3 separate regions of the Mus musculus genome follow, and all the other regions are linked to region 1. A link is a loop called in an ENCODE intact Hi-C map of the cell type or tissue named here. Cell type or tissue: left cerebral cortex. All regions are shown on one strand.

Region 1 (8,000 bases):
CCTGTAGAACTACCAGGGCCATTCAACACAGCCAGTAATAAAGAAACTCATTGCAGAAGAACACTGTGGCCCATGCTTTCATGGCTTAAATATTTACTAACATTAAATACTTGATGTCTTTTTTCTTCTTCTTCTTCTTTTGGTTTTTTGAGACAGGATTTCTCTGTATAGCCCCGACTGGCCTTGAACTCAGATCCGCCTGCCTCTGCCTCCCAAGTGCTGGGATTAAAGGCATGTGCCACCTTAACCCTAAAACTTGTCAACTACTTCTGTTTCAAAGATAAAACAACTGAGAAAGGCCTATCCAAAAAAAATATCATTTGTCTCAATTCGTGTCAGTGATATTAACTAAACCTCTCATTGCTAATGAATTCTCTATTTTCCAAAATGATTAATTTTTAATCTTTGAGGAACTTGTTTTAGCATACATCCATTATCATTTTTATAATCATTGATTCTGTTGCAAATACAACTAGTTCACTTCTAACTAAAAATTGTAACTAAACTTTTCTATAATCTACAGGTAAATACCAAAACTGATGTCTAAAATACATATATTATCTAGTTGTGTTTGAAAATGGAAGACAGCACGCGGAAGAGTTATGTTTTCTAAGACCCACTGGGGGCAGAGCTTCTATACATAACCACTGTTCTGCAATGAAATATTATTCCAATAGTGTCACTGTCACCAAGTATATGTAATAGTACATGGCTCTTTAAATCTTGCCCTTTTTCAGGTATGTTCATTTCACTGTAATATAACCTTTTTCTTCCCCCCTAGAGGCAGTATTATAATTAATTGCACCATCTGATCACAACCTATGAGAACCTGTGTCCATGCCACAATATTTTCATGCATAAGTTTGTATCAAACACATAAGGACATCAGCACAAAAGGTCAGAGCAGCCGTTCTCAACCCCAGGGCTTGCAATCTCTTTGAGGGTCAAAAGACCCTTTCATAGGGATCACCTAAGACTACCAGGAAACACAGATATTTACCTTGCAATTCATAACAGTAGCAAAATGACAGTTATAAAGTAGCAACAAAAATAATTTTGTGGTTGGGAGTCACCACAACATGAGGAACTGTATTAAAGGGTCACAGCCTTGCACTAGTTGAGTGGATAAAGATGCTTGCTTGCTCTCAAACCTGAGAACTTGAGTACCACTTCCTGAATCTGCATGATAGAGGGAGAAAACAGGCTCTCACAAGTTGCCCTCTGCTTTCTGAATGGGGTAGATGGCATGCACAGCGTGCACACACACGCACACACACACACACACCAAGTAAGTGTAATTATTTTTATTTTTTATAAAAAGTAATACAAAATATTTTTAAGCAAGAAAACCACTCCAGCTTTTAATTTTTTTTACAAGTATCATTAAGTTGCCATTAAGAGATGTTTTAAGATAGAGTTATGTATGATGATAGATGCCTCCAAAAATACACAAGACACACTGAACAATCACGACTTGAGAACTAAAGAGCTTTCCTTGAATTTCATTGAGTGCTCTTCAGGCTTCCTGCCTCCTAAGAGATTTCATTTGTTCAATTCAACTTTTAATAGTTTCTCAAACATGCAGACAAACCCTGCTCTCTCTAGCTCTCTCTAGTATGGTGAATAAAGACTTTGACTTTTTTTAATGTCACCTTAGAAAGAACCTTTGAGAACTAATATTCGTCTCACCTGCAACATGTTAACATTAAAAGGCCTCTGCTGTATTTATTCCACACACGCTTTCCCAAGCCGGATGTTTCCCTCAGCTGTGTCTGGGAAACTGAAAGTAAACTAAAGCTGCCCAACCTGCCTCATCAAGTTTTACACACTCCTGATTGACATCTCAGAAGGTTCCCTGGCTTTGTTTTTGTGGGATCGTTACCCACTGCTGATGCTTTCTGCCCAAGAAGGAAGCAGCAATCCAGGGAGTCGGTGGCTTTCGCAGGATAACTGCAAGCATCCAACAAGCTTCTCATTTAAATAGCCAAATAGTAGGGGGTGGGCTTTCACAGCTGCAAACACAAACAGTACCAGGCATGCCGATTTCCTTCTAGCAACACCAGTACATGTACAAGTTCTGCACCACGGTTTAGAGAAAAGTAGCTGATTGACGCATTGATGGAAAAGCTATTTTAAAATTACTCCAAGAGTCTAAAGCATCGGTCTAACTGGGAGGCTCTTGCCTCCTCTTCACACACACGGTCTGTTTTCCTGTCTAATTTAAGAATGAATCGCTGACACCTCCAGGTGCAATATACCCTGAGGAGAGAACGTACCCATCACAATGCTAACGAGGGGTGTGCATACCACCACCACCACCCCGAGCCCGCAGTGAGTGCCAGTTCTTACCTTAGCAGATTAGACAGGGGCAGAGGTCCGGATCCACCACCCAGGATCCCTCCTTTCCTGCCAGATAGGAGTTTCTCCACCAGAGCCACATTGCCAGTACGAGCAGCTTCCAGCAGCTCCTGGTCCTTCCCCATAGTCTCTCACCGAGTCCGCTACAGAGTCCTTTCCCTGCTCCAGGTCCACTCCCCAAAAGCCAGGGCCCTCCCCGCCCCACCCTATAAGGATGCCCGGGCTTATTCCCTGCAGCCCCGCGCAGGGAGCAGCACGCCGTCCTCCTTCTCTCCGCGCAGCTTCTACAATGGGGAGCAGCCTGTGTTTGGGCAGAGGGGCTGGCCAAGCGGCGACGCGCCCCCACAGCCACTCCCCTGCATTCCCGAGGCCTCCTTCCCGCGGGTGGGGTGCGAGCGGGTGGGGACCGGGCCCGGGCGCTGCCGAGGAACGGAAGGAGGATGCTGAGCTCAGAGAACGCCGAGCCCTGAGCAGGATGCTCCGGCGCTGACAGGAGGATGCTGAGCAGCGGGGAGGATGCTCCGGCACTGAGGAGCTCAAGGAGCGCTCTGAGGCTGATGAGGAGGGAGCGAGTCGAGCGCGTCCTCCCCAGAGCTAGAGGGTATCGAACCACGGCAGCGGAGGCCCGTGCGTACAAACGCCCAGCCTGGATCCACCTGGGTTCCGCGCCCGGCGGGCTCGGGGCTTACACGGGGACGACGGCCGCGGCCCGCGGCTGGGGTGGCTGCGGCCCGCGCCGAGGCTGGGCTGTGCGGACGAGCCGCGGCGGGTGCGTGCGGAGGGCGGCGGCGGCGGCGGCGGCTCGGAGGCTCGGCGCGCGGGGGGCGTGTGCGCGCGGCAGGTGCGGCCCGGGGCCGACCGTGGGGCGGGCGGGGGGTTGGGGGGGGGGTGCAGTTCTGTGCCAGTGGGCGGGGTCCTCCTTGCTCCCTCCTCCGTGCTCCCTCCGCTCTCCTCCCTCCTTCCCCGCTCTTTGCTCCCTCTCCCTCCTCTCTCTTCTCCCCCCACCCCCCACCCCGCTTCTGCTCCCTTCTCCCGTCTCTGAAGAGGTTTAACTGTGTGAGTACTGGAGATCACCCCGCTAGCTGCTGAGGCGCCTTCTCTGCCTGAAGCCCAGAGTCAGTAACCAGACTTGGGGAAAATCTTCCACTAGGAGGTGATGGAGAACGAGGTGCTGAGAAGAGGCGCTTTTGCTGCAGTTTCTGTCCCAGTCCGGGGGACTTGAAGGATATTTCATCCTCTTGCTTTACCTCTCTGGTGAGAGTCTGAGATGTCCGTCCTTGGAAGAAGCTGAAGAGGTTTGGTTTATCCTAGTTTCTGAACCACTGAATGCCTTGTGACTTTTGCAGGTTTTTTAGGGTCTTTAATCAGCCTGAATTTTACTCGGGCTTTGGAGAGCTGCTGACTTGTGCAAATACCAGAAAAAGGGTTCTCATTGGAAATTCTTCCACATCCACCCTAGGAAAAATATAAATGGGCATGGATGAGAGAGCTGCTTTGATTTGCATATATCATCAGCAGTTCATTGTGTATGACTGCCTTGATTTTGTTGGATGTTTTCCTTGCTCGTGGCAGAGAACGCATGCTTATTTTCTTTTGAAACTTCCTGTGACAGCTTGTGGTCAGTTGATAGGAAAAGATGTGATTGTCATTTTGCTTACAACAACCCAACGAACTGGATATTATTACTGTATATTACTTTAGAACTAAAGGAGAGGTCCAGAAAGGGACAAGATGCCACACAGTCGTTGGCTGACAAACTGGACCTGGGAGCTAGTAAGATGCCTCAGCAGGTAAATGTGCTAAGCCAGAAGACCTGAGTTCAGTCTCCCCAGCCCTCATAGTAAAAAGGAGAAAAATAGGGGCTGGTGAGATGGCTCAGTGGGCAAGAGCACCCGACTGCTCTTCCGAAGGTACAGAGTTCAAATCCCAGCAACCACATGGAGGTTCACAACCATCTGACTCCCTCTGGAGTGTCTGAAGACAGCTACAGTGTACTTACATATAAATAAATAAAAATCTTTTTTAAAAAAAAAGGAGAAAAATAGCTCCCACAAGTTGTCCTCTGGTCTCCATACACACACACACACACACACACACACACACACACACACACACCTGTGTGCTTCCATTAAATAAATAGATAGATAGATAGATAGATAGTCTGAGAGATAGTATTTCCTGAGAAGAGTATTTCCTGCTCTTGCAGAGAATCAGTTCTGTTCCTAGCACCCATATCGAGTGGCTGACAACTTTGTGTAACTCCACCTGTAGAGAACCCAGATCGTCTGGCCTCCACAGGCCTGACAATTATGTGTGCATACCCACATACACACACAGAATTAGAAATATATCTTTAAAATAAATGGAAAAAGTTAACAGCTGGATCCTAGAACTGACTTAATTCAGATCCCAACCTGAGACCCCATTGAATAGCAAATTACACAGAAATTAATTCTTACAAACATTTGATGAGCAGTTACCACATGCCAGAAGCCATATGTACTAAATGCTTTCTACACTTTTTGTTTCAGTACTCAACAAAATTTCTGTAGACTATGAGACTATCATGTGTGCATTTCACTTTTCTGTGGAGTCAGAGGTACCTCTTTTATCCTTAGTGCGCATACGAGGAAACTGATGAGCTCAAAGTCACATCATTGGAAACTATGATAAGACAGATCCAGGACTCCCTGCCACTTAGGCCAAAACTTTAGGTAAACAACAGGGAAACTCAAAAGACATTCAGATAGATAGATAGATAGATAGATAGATAGATAGATAGATGGATGGATGGATGGATAGATAGATAGATAGATAGATAGATAGATAGATAGATAGATAGATAGATAGAGTAAATTAGAGTGTTTTTCTGTAGCTCAGTTTTCTAAAATTTTATTTCAGTGGCTCAGAGCATCAGGTAAATTTGTAGCTTCTCCTTGCAGGATCCCCAGAGGGTATAGAGTTTGACTGTCTGACATTTTGTTTTTCCTTTTCATTTTAAAATCTATTTTAATGAGAAGATGATATATGCCCCCTGACATAACAGGCCTAGCTAAACCGTTCGTGAAACAAGAAATGAGTAGTCATGAATTCATTATGCACAAGAAAATCCCTTTCTTCCTTACTACTGTTTGTCTCCTGAACAAAACAAACTTTTCCCAGAATACCCTGTAAGTACTCAGATGACCAAAGCTGAAATATCAACCAATATCGAATCATAGATCAGTTCCAGGCACTCTGCTGACATATGATATTCAAATGCAATTTTTCTACTCTACACTTTTTATTTTAGATAATTTCTAACTTCCTATTGAAGAGGAAAAGGGCTTCCACTAAATGAGAATAAGCTGGCAAATTAAAAGAGAAAACATTATTCGAAAAATCCAAAGAGGCTAGATAACTAGAATGTTTTGTAAGTGTCCAGATTTCATCAAACATTTTTGCATCTGTGAGTGGTAGAAAGAAGCATTAAATCTTGGAAGCCAACTAGTCAATCTGGATCTAACTTTGTTACATAAAAGTTTGGAATTCATCTCTACTGGGCTTCCCCGTCCTAACAATGTATTCTTGTGATGAAATACAGAGATTCTTATTTTATTCTGATTTTAGGGCTAGGAAGTAGATATAATTGCTTTTAAAAAGTAATGTAGACCTTACTTCTTTTAAATTCCTTATTTTAAATTATGGTGTACACAAATGAAATTATAAATAATTTTAAGCAAGCTAAGAAGTGTGTGTGCAGAAGTGGATGCTCATAGTCAGCTATTGGATGGATCACAGGGCCCCCAATGGAGGAGCTAGAGAAAGTACTCAAGGAGCTAAAGGGATCTGCAACCCTATAGGTGGAACAACAATATGAACTAACCAGTACCCTGGAGCTCTTGTCTCTAGCTGCATATGTAGCAGAAGATGGCCTAGTCGGCCATCACTGCAAAGAGAGGCCCATTGGACTTGCAAACTTTATATGCCCCAGTACAGGGGAACGCCAGGGCCAAGAAGTGGGAGTGGGTGGGTAGGGGAGTGGGGGGGAGGGTATGGGGGACTTTTGGGATAGCATTGGAAATGTAAATGAGGAAAATACCTAATAAAAAATATTTAAAAAAAAAGAAGTGTGTGTGTGTGTGTGTGTGCGTGTGTGTGTTTAATGACACTCTTGTTGGGTCACTAAATGGAGCTGAAAATAAAAATGGGAAGAAAAACAAAGACAAAGTAGGTAGATATGTATTTATAAAATATAAGTAAGTAAAACCTTTGAAAACATAAAGACAATGAAGGATCTCAAATCTAGATACCTTAGAGTGATATCCCTTAGTCTGTTGGTCTGTTTGCAGTGAGGGAAAGAGAATGTCTTAAAATGTGGAGTTACTAAGTAAGGCTCAGGTTCTCGGCCTTCCTGATGCTGTGACCCTCTAAGACAGTTCCTTGTGTTTCTGATGTCCGCCAACCATGAAATTCTTTTCCTTGCTACTTCATTACTGTGATTTTGCTACTGTTATGAACCTTAATGTGAATACCTGTGTTTTCCAATGTCAACCCACTGAGGTGTAGCAGCCCCATAGGGTGAGAACCACTGAACTAAGGTATGGCGATTTAAATTGAGAAATGCCCCCAGAGGCTCCTGAACCACTTGGTCTGCACATAGTGACACTATTTGGGAAAGTTATTGAGCCTTTAGGAGGCAGAGCCTTGCTGGAGGAAGTATGTCACTGGAGGCTTTGATGTTTTATAGCCTGGCGTCACTTCCTTTTCTTTCTCTCTGCTTCCTGTTGGTGGCTGACATGTGATCTCTTTCCTTCCTGGCTTTGAGACCAGTGTCCCCCGCTCATGCTGCCATGCCCTGTCTGCCCATAGACTGACTGTGTCTCTTCTGGAACTTTAAGCTCAAATAAACCCCTTTCTTCCCTAACTTGCTTTCTGTTATAGTACTTTACCACTGAAACAGAAAGGTAAGTAAGATATAAACAAAGCTAAGATAACACTGTAACTTGGATGAAGCAGGAAAATGCTCCCTTTGCCATTTCAGGCCTATCTCTGGGGCTGATGCTCTATGGAGCAGATGTAAACAAATAATAAATCCAGAATATAATTGGTTAAATATAATGCTAGAACCCTGAGTAAGAGACCAGGGTTTTTATTCCTGGGTTACATTTAATTTCTTTCCATTTCCCCTGTCCCTCACTATCTTGGGGAGGGGTGACCAAAGACAAGCACAGTGCAATATGTACAGTATTTATAAAAATTTACAGTCCATGAGCATTGAAGACCATGAGCTGATAATCACTCAGTCCCTTCCAAAGGAGTATGTCACGTGCATATCATCTTTATTGCTGTCTCAGATAAGTTCTAACACTATACAAAGTACAAGAATCTCTACTAAAGTTACACCAGTAATGAGTCACCCACCCTAGTGATAGGTCTGCCAAGGGAGAAGGGGGCGTTCCCTTGCTTCATCCAAGTTACAATGTTATCCTAGCTTCCTTTGTGTATTAAGTTACTTTTCTGTTTCGGTGATAAATACTACGGTCAGAGAGTAAGGTAGGGAAGAAAGGTTCATTTTAGCTTAGAGTTCCAGAAAACTTACCTCCCTAGAAATGTGGATCTTAGGACCTGCCTCTGGGAAAAAGCTAATTATGACACATATT
Region 2 (8,000 bases), 170 kb before region 1:
CTTTGTTAAATTTGAATGTTCTCCAAGCTTCATCAGAAGCCCAGGCTTATTACTCTAACACATAAAAAAAATGACATAAAAATATGCTCCCTGGCCAGTCCAATTTCCCCTTGGTCTAAAAAGGGCTAAATCCCATTTTTCAAACTGTAATATCTCTCTGAGAAAGAGAAAGGCCAATTATGAAGTAATGAGCCCTCAAAGATCTCTCTACTTTTCCACAGCCCTTAGCCTAGAGAATAGGAGGAAAATTGTAAGTCCTTCTAATAATACCAAATTAGTGCTGTTCAAATCTCAGGAGAAATTATCTCCATCATTAAAGACCTACTTAGGAGACAATGTTCACAGGTTTTTCATCCGCAATCAACACATGCTTGGGCTTTTATCAGCGGAGACCACACAACTGCAGTGTCTTTAAAAAGGCAAGATTACATATTTGTGTCAGGCTCGATAACGGTCCAAGAAAGAAACATGTAATTTTAAATGGGTAGACTATGAAGGTGTATTGATTAACAATCGCTAGTACATCTAGAGAAAACAGTCTTTGAAGGTTCTGAATTCTTCATTTTTAACCAAATAAGTAGCCTCTGACTACTACTACACCACTTACAGACAATGGATAACAGAAGGAAAACAGCTGACAAGCCCCATTTATCAAAAGACTTGAGTTCAAATACCAAAGACAACGTCCTTTGGAGACAAGGATTTTTGCCCCAGTAGTATATTAAAGAGAAAAATAAGGCCAGGGTAAGGGGGGGGTAAGATGGATGTACACAGAACACACAAAACATGCAAAGAACTAAAAATAATGCCATTCTTTCTTCATTGTTTCCACGTAGTACCAGAGTTTACCTTTCTTGTATTTATTTCTTTGTTCATCGTTTGCGACCAACTTCATATATGAGCAATGTACCCACCTACCCACACCCACCCTTCCCTCCCTGCTTTCCACTTCTCCCTGGCTGCCCCTCCCTACCAAATCCATTACCCCATTTAGCATTCCCTGTGTATTCCTGTGTCCATGTCCTTCCATGTTTTCTGCCATGATCCTCCTCTGCACCGAGGCTTTTGTACAGAATGGGATGGGGAACGGGATCCACCTGGAAGCCTTAGCACAGCCCTCATTCACAACTCACTAGATTCCTGAATGGTCGTTATCTTTATGTAAGAACGCTGTCCTCTCTATGACCACAAGGTGTGGTTCATATGCCAAAAGATATCAGGCAGGGTTTAAAAAAAAAATTAAAACACAAGACTGACCAAATTCTTTTCTAAAATGGACTCTGTACTATTTTTTATCTGGAAGTTTTATAAGCTCGGTAGGAAACCTGAGTTGATGTTACAGCATAAAAAAAACATGTTCTGCTAACTGGTGATATTAACGCTTATCGTATGTACCAACCAGTAATATCGAAATGGACAATCTCTGTTCCTTATGCTCAGCAAAGGTCTGAAATGTTAAATGGAAACTTCCAGAGCTACTTTGTAAGTTTTGAATCATGGGCTAATCTGAGCATGAGGAGGTCTTGAGCTGTTCCACTCCGTGTCTCTCCTGGCGGGAACACTTAATGATCATCTCATGTATCAGATCCAAGGTGCTACAGCAGAGCTTGCCTTTACACAATCCTTATGTCACTGAATGACCCAGAACACAAAAGGGATGCCCCAAACAAAAACGGTGGAGTGAGACACAGAAGGACAAACAGTCCCTGACACTACGCAGCAACACAGCAAATGTATGGTTAAAGCAGTAAATGGGATGTTATTTTAAAAAGAAGTCTGGGGCTGGAGCGATGGCTCAGTGATGAAGGGCACTCAGCTCTTCTGGAGTTTCTGAGTTCAATTCCCAGCAACCACATGGTGGCTCCTAATCATCTATCCTGGGATCTGATGCCCTCTTCTGGCATGCAGGCATACATGCATGCAAAATACTGTATACGTAATAAATAAACAAATCTTTTTTAAAAAAGAAGTCTGTTGACGATTCATAAACCGTGATATAAACATTGGCACTTTTCCCAAGTAACAATGAAGGCATTTTGAAGTGAAATTGCTTACAAATGCTTTCCCCAAAAAAATCTGAAGAGATGCATGGGAATATTAGGACAGAGGTTTCTACCTGGGGTACTGGACACCTGATGAGGGGACAACCATATATGAAGTCAAAGATCCTCTTCAGAAACAGTGGAACACTGACCAAAAGGCATAATTTCAATGCCATGCATGACTACGTAATTGGCTAAGGACCTTTTTAAACATTGATTCCATGTCTTAACAGATGCATCCATGTCTTAACAGAAGAAGATGGACATATTCTTCTTCTCTAAGGTCATGGCTTCATCCAGACAGCAGCCATAATAATCCCTACTTTACCAGGCTGTGATAGGAATCAGTAAGATAATGTTGATGCCGTGGCTTGCCTGTCACAGGAAACTGTAAGTAACAGGGTCTAGGAAGGCAGCATTAGTGTGTAAGACCCTGTACTCAGAGTTCAAGTCTCAGTTCGGGTCACCCAGAAGCATGCGACCCTAACCAATTTACTTAGCTTAACTGAACTCTGTTTTTCAGCTATAAAATAGGAAAGGTAATTTCACTTCCAATTATTAAGTAACATCGGGAATTAAGGAACACTGTGCAGGTGGAAGTACTTAGAACAATGACTGATTTCCCATAGTCATCATTAATGTTGATTTTCATTCCTCCTGCTACTGTTTAAATACATAAAAGTTTCTAATTAGATAAAAACATTTCTGTACCATTGTGGGGAGGGGGAGGGGAGAGCTAAAATTCAAGTTACTGCTATAAGAATAAAGTCTGCACTTCTGACTCTCTCAGGGGTATTGGTCTAAAATGGAAGGACAAATTTAGGATGAAAAGTCTTGAGATGGCACTGGAGGACAGCTCAATTGCTAGCTGCTGAGATGCTATGATGCTAAGGGCTAGGTGCTAAGATGCTAAGATGCTAAAGGTTAGATGCTAAGCCCCAGCCTCTCAACCCACATTAAAAAACAAAAAACAAACAAACAAACAAACAAACAAAAAACCAGGCATGATGGTACAGGCTTGTATTCTTAGTGCCGAGGGAGATCATCAGCCAGCCCGAAACTCTCATCAGTGAGCTCAGTTCCCAAACAAAGCAGGCGGTGGCTGAGGACTAACAGCTGCCTCAGGTTCTGCATGCACATTCATACAACTACATGTGCACTAGTGCACGCGCGCGCACACACACACACACACACACACACACACTGGTCTATACATTCTCACGCACATGCATGCACAGGCACAGACAGACACCACTACCACCAAAGCAGTCTTAAGAAGTGTTCAACTTGTTGACAACCAAACCACAGCACATGGTAATGGAAATGAAAAAGAGAATTTCTACTTCCAGTCTTCTTAAAAGGAATTTGTTCATAATTTGATTAATCTTCAATATTACCAAAAACAAGTGTTTCACACAAATACCAAGACACCATTTAAGACTTTCAGCTTTCAAATATAAATGTACACTGTATGTTTCTTATTTTAGTGTCATTTAAAAAACATCTTGTTTATGTAAATCAACAACCTTTTCTTTAACCTTGGGTTGTTTTTTCCACGTTGTTATTTCAGGTTGGCTGTGTGCCATGCTGACAATTTTAAGAATAACCACCAGATGGCTCATCCTGTAAATGCTGTAAGATCTGGTATCTCAGGAACAGAATAAAATTCTCACAAATTTCCTTTTAGCATGATATGATGATAAAGATAGCCATTTATCTGTCACTTTTAAAAATACTTGAATGCGTCCTGATTTGGAAAAATCTACATTTCTGCAACTATACAAACACAAAACTTTATTGTCATAAAAATTAATGAGATACTTTTCTGACAAATAAAATGCTCTTTGCTGATTGGCCTTTTCAACATTTCATTTGGGTGAATTTTTTTTTCTTTTACATTTGTTGTTTAAAGCTAGGGTTTCTTTTTATTCTTATTTACTCTTTATTTCAGGCAAAGGTCTGTGAAATCTATAGCTATTTGAACACTGTGGTAATTGCCCTTTAATTAGAAACTCTTGCCCTTCAGTGATCTATTTACATTGGTATTGGACAGCAGCCAACTGCAGCTGATACTATGGCTATAATTCAATTGCCGGACTGCACGCTGGTTTTCAAATATAGTTTTACAAAATGGGAACAGTAGGGGGCATTCGGAGCTCAAGGTGTCTGTTACACTGTATCACGAGGCCATATTTCCCTCTCTAAAAATGCACTCTTGTCTGTTCTAGTGCTCAGAACTGAATTCCTTTCTAAATCCGTTCACTGTTTGTAATACAGATATTATGTTCTTGTTACCATTCTGACTCTAGATAGCTAACATTATAATTCTCTGTGGTGCTCGGCTCACTCTACACATCTCTGTCTCACATGTGCATGTTTAGAAGAAAGTTTGAGACTAGAGAGACTAGAAACTGTGCACAGTGTATTTTACATCTCCCCCCACAAAAAAGTGTGTTAACTATGAAAATGCTATATAGATGGAAAACATGCAAATGATCGCTATAAACTTTACTTTAGCATTCATAATTTTATTAAAGGAACAATAATTCTCATACTAACATAGATATCATTCCATCTTTAAATATTCAATAGACTTAAAATGAATGTTCTATAAGGCAGGCAAAAATTTTACAATTACTTCCTATATGTGGGATTTTTTCTTTTTAACAGAAGATCTTTATACCAAATGTGCCTGTGCATGATACCAAAACCCACAGAGCCTGTGCATCATACCCAAATCCAAAGAACTGTGCATATTTCTCCTTTAGGAAATTCAGCAGTAGAATGATATTTTGGCAGAGTAAAGATAAAAGCGATCAGTTTTTCAATGTGGCTTTGCCTTTGCAAAACTTGAGAGTAAAATACAGCATGAGCAAGCATTCGGCGGGTGCACCTGTTCATTGACTCGGGAATGGGAAGGTCCGTGATGGATGAGGATCTTCACAATCTCCACGTCTCCTTTCCAGGCAGCCAGGTGAATGGGGAAGTAACCCTTGTTGTCTGCTACATTGGTGGATGCCTCGTACTGCAGCAGTTTGAGAACTATGTCCCTGAGGAAGAAGTAAACGAAAGGAAAGAAACAACAGAAAAGAAAACAGGCTGAACAACACAGACTTTATTAGACAGCTAGGGTCGTTTATTAGAGACTAGCTGGCATTTAAAACAGTCATTTGAGGCACTACAATTTAAAATTGGGATTAAGATCATTTTACTTAGAAAATACTCAAAGCCCTCCCAAGATACATGCAGGCATGCACACACACACACACACACACACACACACACTCATACACACATGCACAAATGGTTGTGTATATACCCAGATCATTAACTAACCAATAAAATTACTTAATAGAATGCATTTGGTACATATATACAATTTCGTTATAGCAATCAAAAGTTACATCATCAACTTGTTATGTTTCATGATAACGCGTGTCTGAAAGTTAACCTGAAGTAAAAGCTGACGCTATAAGCAAACTCCCTGGTTCCAGAAACTAAAGTTATCAAGTGCCAAGGTTAATTTAGGTGTTTTCTATATCACCTCTAGAGAGAACTAGGCTGAAGGAATTAAGATGTATACAAAAGAGAAATTTAGGTACGTGGGTAAGGGAGCTAATGATTATAGTACTAGATTACTATTAAAAGCCAGAATTTGGTAGCTGTACAGCAACAGCACATAACATGATTGAATATACGATCCATCCTGTCTTCCTCTTTCTCCCCGGAGCCCAGGAAGTGGTCCCCAGAATGAAATTCATCTAAGAGAGAATTTCCATCTCTGCTATAATCCCCAGTACAGCTCCCATGCTACCCGCAGACTTCTATATTTAAACCCCACCAGACTTCCAGAGTGGAAACCTTCATTGAATTAACCTCAAGAAGGGCTGGATAATAATTATTACTAAATATTATACTGAGCTTCCTATAAAATAATACAAAAATGTGATTCTGAACAATAGTCACATTTTCACTTGGCTGCACAGAGACACAGATTTTAATAATCCTTCCATGAAACTCCAGACATACACATGTGTAAAGGCAGGCAAAAAAATACTTCTGAATATTACAATTATAAACTAAAGTCAATCCTTAGGGTTAAAAAATTACCAATAGAAAGAATGAATATAAGAGAAAGATCTAAATTTAATTTTTTTCATGAGGTTAAACTAAGACTGGTAAAGAAGAAAAACTAAGTGGCCAACTAAAAATAATGAGGTTAGAATCCTAATACCTCAGAAGAAACAGATACAATGCAAAATAACAGTAAATGGTTAAATCCACTGCCCCAAATGTAGCCTATCGACCAGATACAGTTGCAACATACATGAAATTGTGATTAAGAGAAAAAGAAAAACAGAGACTATGTTATAAATATGCTTATGCATTCTCAGAAACTTTCATCTTCTAATAAGATTTCTGAGAAAATAAGACATGAATAATATCTCTTTCAAGAGCTGGTTGTACTTTTGTAAGTGTGTGTGTGTGTGTGTGTGTGTGTGTGTGTGTGCGTGTGTGCGTGTGCACCCATGAGCGTTAGAGTGTGCATGAGGATATGTGGAGTGATCGTGGAGGCCAGAATAAATCACAGCCCTGGAGCTGCAGCTACAGGTAGTAGTTATCAGCGGCCCAATGTGGGTGCTAGGAACTGAACTCAGGTCCTCTGGAAGTGCTCTTAGCTGCACCTATGCTAAGCCATCTCTCCAGTCCTATAAATTATATCCTAACATGTCTTTTAAAAAGTTATTATTTAACAAGATCTGAATTTAGAAGGCTGGGGGTTGACTTAGCTATGCCAACTAACTACCTAACTTTTCATTTCAATACTATTTTCTTTTCCTTTCTGGGAGAAAAGAAAAAATACTAGAAAAACAAAACAGCGTCTACTGCTGATGCACGGTAAGAATGCTGAATGGGAGTCACAAAAGTCACGTAACAACTGGCTCTGCACTATGTAAGCATGGGAATTTGTATCAAACCAGAACAAAAGCAGGTGAAAGTGAAATTTGACATTTATCCGGGTCACATGATTTTCCTCATTGCTGCCACATAAGAGCTGTCCTAGGGTCTTCAATTCTGAGATAAGTAAATAACCACACTGAGATAAGAAGAATCCAGTCAATAGTTACAAATAAGTAAAACCCAGTAAGAGTGAGAGTTGGGCTCTATGTTCCAAATCTGTTGTAGTACTAACAAGTGTAGAGAAAGAAGCAGCCAAATGATCCCCTTACTTTTCTTTTCATTATAAAGTAACCCAGCCTTGTATATTTCATCACAGTAATACAACACAGACTAAAATACCTTTCAAGAGGAAGTTAAACAAGATGGGGTGAAATCTTTTATTTCCTTTTACTTTCACCAAAAATTCAGAATTTATTCTTTGACTTGAATTTTGTTATTTCCTAATAATATTGATGATATGCATTCACTGTTTATCCAGAAAATTCATGACACATTGAAAAATGATTATTTTTAAACAGTGACTTAGTTTAAATATTTGTATTGTGTATAGTATTATAACCATTTCATAACAGAATCAGAAAGGGATAGTCTATATAAGGTAGAAGGAGAACATCACTAAGCACTATCTTTTGAAATGTACTACATTAGTTTATTTTAGGGGGGGCACACATGTGTGGAAGTTAGCAGGCACTTTGTCAATGACAGTAGGTTTTTCTCCTTCCACCACGTGGGTACATCAGGCCATCAGACTTGATGAACAAAGCCTTTACCAGCGGAGTCACCTAGCTGTCCCAATTATTCTAGTCACACTTGTGCATGTGTTTACTACATTTCTTTGTGTTTCTACTGTCCTGAGCGATTAAATCCAGGGCCTGGGAAACGTAAGCAAATGCTTTAGCTATTATCCCTGAACATAGTTACTTTTTTCTGAGCAAAGGCCCTGCCGAATTTAAGGGTGGTCTTCACTCTTGCCTCGGCCTCCCAAGAACCTGAGAG
Region 3 (8,000 bases), 100 kb before region 1:
TGTTTTAACATTTCTTCGTAGTTCATTCTTCCTTATTGTCACACAGAATTCTATTGTAGGGGGAAAAAATCTCATTTTGTTTATTCAGTCATCACTTGCAGACATTTGGATTGTTTCCAGGGTTAGCTATAATGCTAGTATAAACCCTTTTGAGCAGGCGCCTTCATTTCACTTGGGTAGATACCTAAGTGTGGAATTACTGTGTTATCTAGTAACCTTACATTTAACCTTGTGAGAAAATATACAATATCTTTCTTAAAACAGTTTCAAACCCCATTCTATAGTCTTACCAGCTACAAATGTCTGAGTTTGTCCACATCTTTGCCAATATGTTACAGTTCCTTTGAACAGCTGAGTGTGTATGAGGTGTGTATGTAGTATGTATTTGGTGACAGCTTCCTTGGAGCCTTATTTTGCAGTTCTCCAATGATGAGATGGAGCACATTTTCTTGTGCTTATCAGTTACTTATAGATCTTCTTTAGCAAAATATCTATTAAAATCTTTGTCTATTTAAAAACATCCGGGGGATGGAAATTCCGATTAGTGGTACAGCACCTGACTAGAAACAACAAGGATGGGGTTCTAGGACCACAGGAGAAGGAAGAAAAAGGGAAGAGGTAGAGAAACTGGTCTGGAAAAACAACTGCAAAACAAAGTGATTAAAGCTTTAACCATCAGTAGAACTGGGGAGTGGCTCAAGAGCTAACATGAGACTGTGGGCCTTCTCCACTCTCCCGCCAAGCCAAGCATCTCCGCCTTCCCTGCCCCAGTAGAGGACAGCTGGTTTATGGACTAAAAGGACTTACAGAGTTCTTCAGGATGAGACATGCAAAAAGCTAAAATCTAAGGAAATAAATAAAAGTCTTCAGTCTGAAGTAAAAATTACTTTATCAGTTCATCTACCAGAACGTTCATAAGTCAAAACTTTTGTGGGTGTCTTTTAACATAGAAACTCATATGTTCCAGTTTTGGGGTGATTTTGGTTTTGTGTGTGTGTGTGTGTGTGTGTGTGTGTGTGATTTCTTTATTTTGGTTAGTGCAGTCTTTCAGTACGCTCTTAAGCATAAATGTGTTTGCTGCTTACGGTGACAGCGAATAGCATCCTTTCCTTCTTTGTGGCTAACTAGTATCCTCTTATTCTCTATCAGTTCGTCCATCAGTGGCCATCGGGTTGCTTCATATCTTTGATGGCAAGAATAAAACTTTTTTCCACTTGTTCTGCAAACACACAGAGTCAACACTGCTACTAATACAGAAAAGAGTTGCCTTACCCGAGACTATCTATCTATCCGTGACAGTCTATGCATCACCTGATCACCTTTCACAACTACCAAAAATGTCCACTAGATTATTATTTCAGTCTTTCATCAGGTGGCCTTGAATTTGGAGGAAATGTGCCTTAAGTTTAAAACAAGCAACTTTAAGCAACCTTCTCAAAGATGTTTTGTACTAAAAAGATGTTTCAGAAGTAGAGACTCTCAGCATTCATGAGACAGACACAGCTTCACTTAGAAAGAGTCCCCAAGCCATGGATCATAAGTGCAAAGCCAGCCTATCTCACTGAACTCAGGAATCAGTGACTTGACAAGCCAAATAGTTCTAGGGACCTGAGGCTGGTTTCTAGGTGAGTGCCAGGTATCTGAGCTCAGGTCCGTATCCTTTCATGACAGGTACTTTACTAATTACCATCTTCTCACCCATATGTAGTTGCACAGACACAAAAATAACAAAGATATGTGACATTTATTTAGAAAGCTATCAGATGCAGAACCTTTTTAATCTTCACTAAAATCCTGAATGGCAAGCAGGGAAGACTATATTATCCTCATCTTAAATCCAAGGAAGACCATGCATGATTCATAGTGAATACTTACACCAGCAAAATCCTACAGTAATCACGAGACAGAAGAAGGATTAGAGAACTTGTATCTGACTCCTGGGTGCTTATTTCTTATGTTAAAAATGCTAATAACTTACAAATGAATTGAGGAAATATGGGAGTAAGTCAGATCAATTCAGAAGTACCCACCCTCTAAATTCCTGGCTGTATAACTTCATCCCTGTACTTCTCATTTCCTCCTACAAATACAATCTTCTAAGAAGATAGTTCATCCTTGACCTGATAAACATCGGATAGTCAAATGAGTAAGTTTTTCCTAGCTAACACACACACACACACACTCACACACATGCACATATACACATAGCGTATGTACACACATACTACTACTACTAACATTTTTAAATCCAAATGTATATTCTTAGAAATGTTCAGTACCAGGAGAAATGCTTTAAGCTTTAACACTACCTCCTAACACTGCTACAGGAGAATGACAATAAACACTAGGCATACTTTTGCAGTTAATGAAGTCATTCATACTAAGATGGGAGAAAATGCAGTCCATCCATGATTTTGCATCTATTAAAGGGGAAAGATATTATCCTTTTCTCACAACTGTCAGTCTGTGCTGTCAGACTTCGCATTTAGCAATTAGCTTGATGCCAGCTGTCCCTACAATTTCATTCCAAATTTAATATGACTTAGAAAATATTGCATTTCAGAATTTCAAGTGATTTGCCAAAGATAGTAACAAGAAAGAATATCGCGTCAGAACTGGCATTGCCCAGCCTCTCTGCACAGGGGGAACATGCCAGGGTCTGTGGTGGACTGTAGTTTATTGGCACCCCTCACCACCATGGATATTTTTGTATGGCTTCCAATTATCATTTGAATAACACTGTCTTCCCTTCTCTCAGTCCATGTGGAATGGTTGGGATCTTCTCACATACTCAACAGAGCCTGGAATGAAGATAAACTTCTTTCAACAGCATCAGAGCTTTCTATGTCACATGACTATAACAGACATTTATTGCTGCCTGGATTTGAAACCTGTTTCCACAACTTCATGCCTATGTGACTGTTGCAGAAAGTGTATAAAAGGGACCAAGTTCCTGTGCTTCATCCAGCTACTCTCTGCCTGCCAACTCTCCAGGGAGGCTCCTGGGTTCCCTTCGCTGACATGCCAGCCCCACACGACTGTCCACCCCACAGTCAGCCGCCACAGCACCCAGCCACCCCATAGAAACAAAACTCTAGAAGCTTATAATTAACAAGGTAGATTTATATATCAATAAATTCTCAATTCACAAGATGCCAATACAATAATTTCAGAACCAATTGATAATGATAAAAGCTGCCCACCTAGATTAGACAAGTTATCCCAGTTATTCTATTCCTTTATGATATCATAACTACCTGTTGCTATTTAAAAACCACACGGGATCAGGATCTTCCTGTCTGTCCGCCTCCATCTTGACTTCTTCCGCCTCTTCTGAGTCGCTCTCTGTCCCTGCAATTCTTTGCTCTGCCTCACTTTTCCCTGTCCAATCACAGGCCTCCTGTTGCACTAGTATTTTAATGTAATTGGACAGGGAAAATCCTGCCACAACTAACCAGTTTTATGAACTTCAAGCCTCAGAATTGAAGCCAGGAGAATCAAGGGCTGGATCAGTTCATTTGGATGTCAACAGGGTCCTCGGTGGTAGCCCATGTCCACATGGTCTATAGCGGTAATATGAGACAGGGACATTGACACAGATCCCTGCTGCTGCATGGCCACAGACACAGAGCTGGCACTCACAGGCAGCCAGCTGGGACATCACCATGGGCTCAGGTGGCAGGCCAGGCCACTCACATCAGGCTGTTCCACTCTACCCTCTTCCCTCCAGTTTGCCTCTCTTCATAATGCTCAAAACATTTCGCTTCTCTTTCTCTCCTGTCTCTCCACCACATACTTGCACATCACAGTGGCTCCTGCTATACCACTGACAAGCCTCTGGGTGGTGACAGACCTCTGGATGTCTTCTGTATGGTGTGGCAGGAGGTGGGCCTATTTGTATTTTATTTTATTTTATTTATTTGTTTTTTTTTTTTTTTTATGATGGGACATGCTGTTTCTATTTCTCTTTTCCTGGATGCTTTCTATTTGTGTCTATCAGTGCTGCCTTTGTGTCCAGCAGCATCTTACATGTTTCTTTCCTATTCCTCAGCACATTTTCTTGGAGTCTTTGTCCTTTCCATCCTTGGTTATTTTTCTGAAGAGCAGGGAAAATGTTGTTCTAGTGCACACTGTTGGCGTAAGTATTTGTAGTGTAGCACAAGTATGTGCTGAATAGAAGACAGAGGTGACAAGAGGAAGTTTGTGATGAGGAAAATTCAAAAGAAATTAAATGAATACAGTTTTAGAAAACAGATTATTTCCAAAGTTTGCTTTGAATTTAGTATTATTTAACCCAAAAGTGAAGCGTATAGATACAATCACTCTAAGTAATGGAAGGTGATATATGATATATGATTTCCTGTTCCAGAGTTAGTTTAAAAATAACAAGAAGAAAGACAGGAAGAATATGGCCTCTAGTTCTTTGAATACAAGATAAATGAATACATAAATTCTATTCTGTAGACAAAGAGTTAGATTATGTATGAAACAAGTGGCCATAATTTTTTATTCTAACCTACTCTCCACTGACAAATGTCATAAACACACGTTTTCCTCATTATGTATTATTTTTTTAGAAAGGCATTTATTACTTAGACAAAAGTCATAAAGGGAATAATGTGCCATTAAAGGCAATTTTAAGCGACAGACTTGGTGATAGAAAGAGAGAGAGGGAGAGGGAGGGAGAAGGAGAGAGAGAAAGCACTACTGCAGTGAGACAGCCTTCACTTGAGGTTTTCTTTCTCTCTCTGCAAATGTCTCCTCTGTCACATTGCCAGTCATTCATATATCTGTGCCAACATTCCCTTCAGTAGGACTAAGGTGAACACAGATCTTACTCTATCTCAGGTTGCAAACACCTATTTGGAATTAACCACTTCAGGTTTCAGGCAGTGGTCCTCAAATTTAATGTATGACGTAGTTATTGAGACTTAGTGAAAACACTCCGTCTAATCCTACGAATTGTGAATGTGGGCTAAAGACAGCAAACTGATCACGTATCCAATAACTGTTTCTATCAAATAGTTGTGGAAAGTGCTGATTCTGATATGTTTAATATATTCCTGGGATAAAATATTGCATCTCCATGATTCAGCTTTCTTCAATATCTCAAACATCTGTCAGAGAGTACATATCAGGAGGGAATTTGTTGTGGCTTGAATGTATTCCCAAAATTAATATGTCAATGTCTCATCTCTTAGAACCACAGCTGGTGACTGTATTTGGACATAGTGCTTGGAAAATGGTAAAGACTTTAAAATGAGATCATTAAGGTAGACCCTAATTCAGTATAAGCAGTATAACTAGTGCTTCAATAGGCAGACAAAACACTGACAAGCACAGAGAAAAAGCCCTGTAAGGAGACAGGAAGAACAATGAATCCATAAGTCAGCTTGAGAGGTCCAAGCACAAACTTTTTTTTCTAAAACTTTGATCTTGATTATCTAGAATTATGAAAAAATTCCAGATGTTTAAGCCACCCAGTTTATGGTATATTGTTGAATAAGACTGAAACTTCTAGTTGTAGACCGGTGTAGTAGGCTATGAAGTAGACATGCAAGAGTATACATCACCATGCAGTCTATAATTCAGTAAATATTGCAATAGTACATAAGCATCCCAAAGTCAGCCAATCACAGAGAGATTTGCAAGTGGGTATTCACTGCCACAGCAGAGAAAAAGAGCTAGCTTAGATGTCCATAGACAGACAGATGAAGGGAGATAGCATGCTACAGATACATATCATTTCTTCAATCATTAATAGAAATGAAATGATATTTACAGAAAAAAACTGAATGGAACTAGAGATCATTCAAGAGAGATTAAACAAAATAAGTCAAACTGAGTATATAAACACACGCCCCATGCACACATGTTTAATTTAAGATTCAAAAGGACTAATAATAGCTTATACGTTTTATTTATTTATTTTTTGGGGTTTTCGAGACAGGGTTTCTCTGTATAGCCCTGGCTGTCCTGGAACTCACTTTGTAGACCAGGCTGGTCTCGAACTCTGAAATCCGCCTGCCTCTGCCTCCCGAGTACTGGGATTAAAGGCGTGTGCCACCATGCCCAGCATAAGTTTTATTTTATATTCAGCATTTATGTGTGTATACATGTGTGTGTGTGTCTGTGTGGGTGTGGGTGTCTGTATGTGTGTATGTCTGTGTATATTTGTATGTGTCGGTATGTGTCTGTGTATGAGTGTGTGCATTGTGCCTGTGTGTGTGTCTCTGTGTGCATGTCTGTGTGTGAGACAGACTGTGTGTCTCTGTGTGTGTGCACATGTCTATGTGTGTGAGAGACTGTGTGTTTGTATGTGTATGTCTGTATATGTGAGTATGTGCATTGTGTCTGTGTGTATGTGTGTATGAATGTGTGTGTATGTCTATGTGTGTGTGTGTGAACATATGTATAGGTGATTATGTGCATTGTGTCTGTGTGTGTATCTATGTCTGTGTATACATCTGTGTGTGAGAGAGACTGTATGTCTATATCTATGTGTTTATGTGTCTGTTTGTGCATGTCTGTGTGTGTGAGAGAGGACTATATAAGGGGTAGGAAGGCGACCAACAAGAGGGGGAAAGAGGGACATGGAACAGGCAGTGGAAAAAGGGGGTCATGTTTTAAAATATAACATATAGGGAAATGCTAGAGTGAAACTTGTAGCTTTGTACACAGACTTTAAAAAGTTAATAAGGGGGTGCATGCCTTTAATTCCAGCACTCAGGAGGCAGAGGCAAATGGATCTCTATGAGTTTGAGGCTAGCCTGGAAATCAGAGCTGGTTCCAGGACTTCCAGAACTATACATAGAGAGACTCTGTTTAAAAATAAAACAAACAAACAAAAAAACCAAAAATGAAAACAAAACATTAATAAGGAAACATCTAGGCAAGGATTAGAACACACATAAAAGCAAGAAAATGACGGGCAGGTCTAGCAGCAAACATTCATAATGGCCATAACAAATGGATAGTAATAGTGGAAATCACAGTGGGCTTTTAAAAATGTTTTTCCTACTTCTTTATGTGTATTGTGAGTCTATGTCACATATGTGGCGATGCCTAGAAGAGGGTGTCCAAGCCCCTGAATCTGAGGTCACAGGTGGTTGAGAGCCACCTGACATGAGTGCAGGGAACCAAACCTGAGTCCTACAGCAAACACTCAACCACTGAAAATCACTCCAGCACTGGGCCTTTTATGTGGTGCTCAGTAATGAGTAATTGTATCTATCAGAAAAACAGGTTTTATGCATCATCAGATCTGTGCTTAATTTCCCATATGCCAACCTTTTCCCAGAGGTTGGCCTCCAGCTGCTACCTGAATCTGAGCTTGTATATCAGCTTCTGAACCCCCATACGACAATGCTTTAGCAACAGGGCTGACAACAGATCTCAGCACCTCATTCCTTCACTGGTTGTGAATCTTAAAAGCATGAATTAAGAAATATCTAAGGTGCAGCAATCCCATCATAAAATGCCCAACAGATAATAAGAAACACAGCATGGGACCATTTGTTGTTCTGGCTGCTTCATGGAAATGTGTAACGAATTCATCATGAGTAGAAATTGGTACATAACCTTCAATGGACAGGGACTCTATTCTGATTCCCAGAAGTTTAATGAAAATTGATAGCATTTAAAATGCTATTCTAAGGACTGGGTAGATGGCTCAGTGGTTAAGAGCACTGATTGCTCTTTCAGAAAACCAGGGTTATGTTCCCAGCACCCATATGACAGCTTATAGCCATTTGTAACACCAATCCCGGGAGACCTGATGCCCTCTTCTGGTCCCTGTGGGCACTGTAAATACATGATGCATGAATGCAAATAAAAAACTTATACACAAAAACTGAAATTTTAAAAATTAAATGCTGTTCTTTGTTATTTCTATTTAGTCTTCCTATTCTCTTGATTTCTTAAGTCAGTCTTGAGTTTTAGCAAGGTGTCAGATAAAGATATTTCTTTTTCCTTTCGATGTCACCTAAAAACAACCTGTT

Evidence for each region. Peaks named below come from ENCODE experiments on the same cell type or tissue, not always from the same donor. Only the 100,000 strongest peaks of a DNase experiment are listed, where the experiment ranks them.
Region 2: a loop joins it to region 1, with 6 times the contacts of the local background. A loop is called at or near these places in 4 of 42 quality-filtered maps.
Region 3: a loop joins it to region 1, with 2.5 times the contacts of the local background. A loop is called at or near these places in 4 of 42 quality-filtered maps.

What each region holds. Positions count from the first base shown.
Region 1 is chr10:89,868,155-89,876,154 of GRCm38, reverse strand. Anks1b (ankyrin repeat and sterile alpha motif domain containing 1B) reads right to left here and starts at 2,646. Exons shown (of 27, transcript NM_001359241.1): 1 at 2,350-2,646. The coding sequence starts at 2,483. In left cerebral cortex, a CTCF peak has its summit at 3,508; DNase peaks (open chromatin) are centred at 1,955, 2,738, 3,459 and 7,778; H3K4me3 peaks cover 3,573 bases; H3K27ac peaks cover 1,881 bases.
Region 2 is chr10:90,039,638-90,047,637 of GRCm38, reverse strand. Anks1b (ankyrin repeat and sterile alpha motif domain containing 1B) reads right to left here. Exons shown (of 27, transcript NM_001359241.1): 3 at 4,936-5,092. Among named protein-coding and RNA genes, the nearest start is that of Anks1b, 170 kb to the right of the region's middle. In left cerebral cortex, CTCF peaks have their summits at 1,893 (motif pointing left), 3,641 (motif pointing right) and 4,193 (motif pointing right); DNase peaks (open chromatin) are centred at 3,635 and 4,203.
Region 3 is chr10:89,971,332-89,979,331 of GRCm38, reverse strand. All of the region lies in intron 1 of Anks1b (ankyrin repeat and sterile alpha motif domain containing 1B), which reads right to left. Among named protein-coding and RNA genes, the nearest start is that of Anks1b, 100 kb to the right of the region's middle. In left cerebral cortex, a CTCF peak has its summit at 3,833; DNase peaks (open chromatin) are centred at 2,741 and 3,806.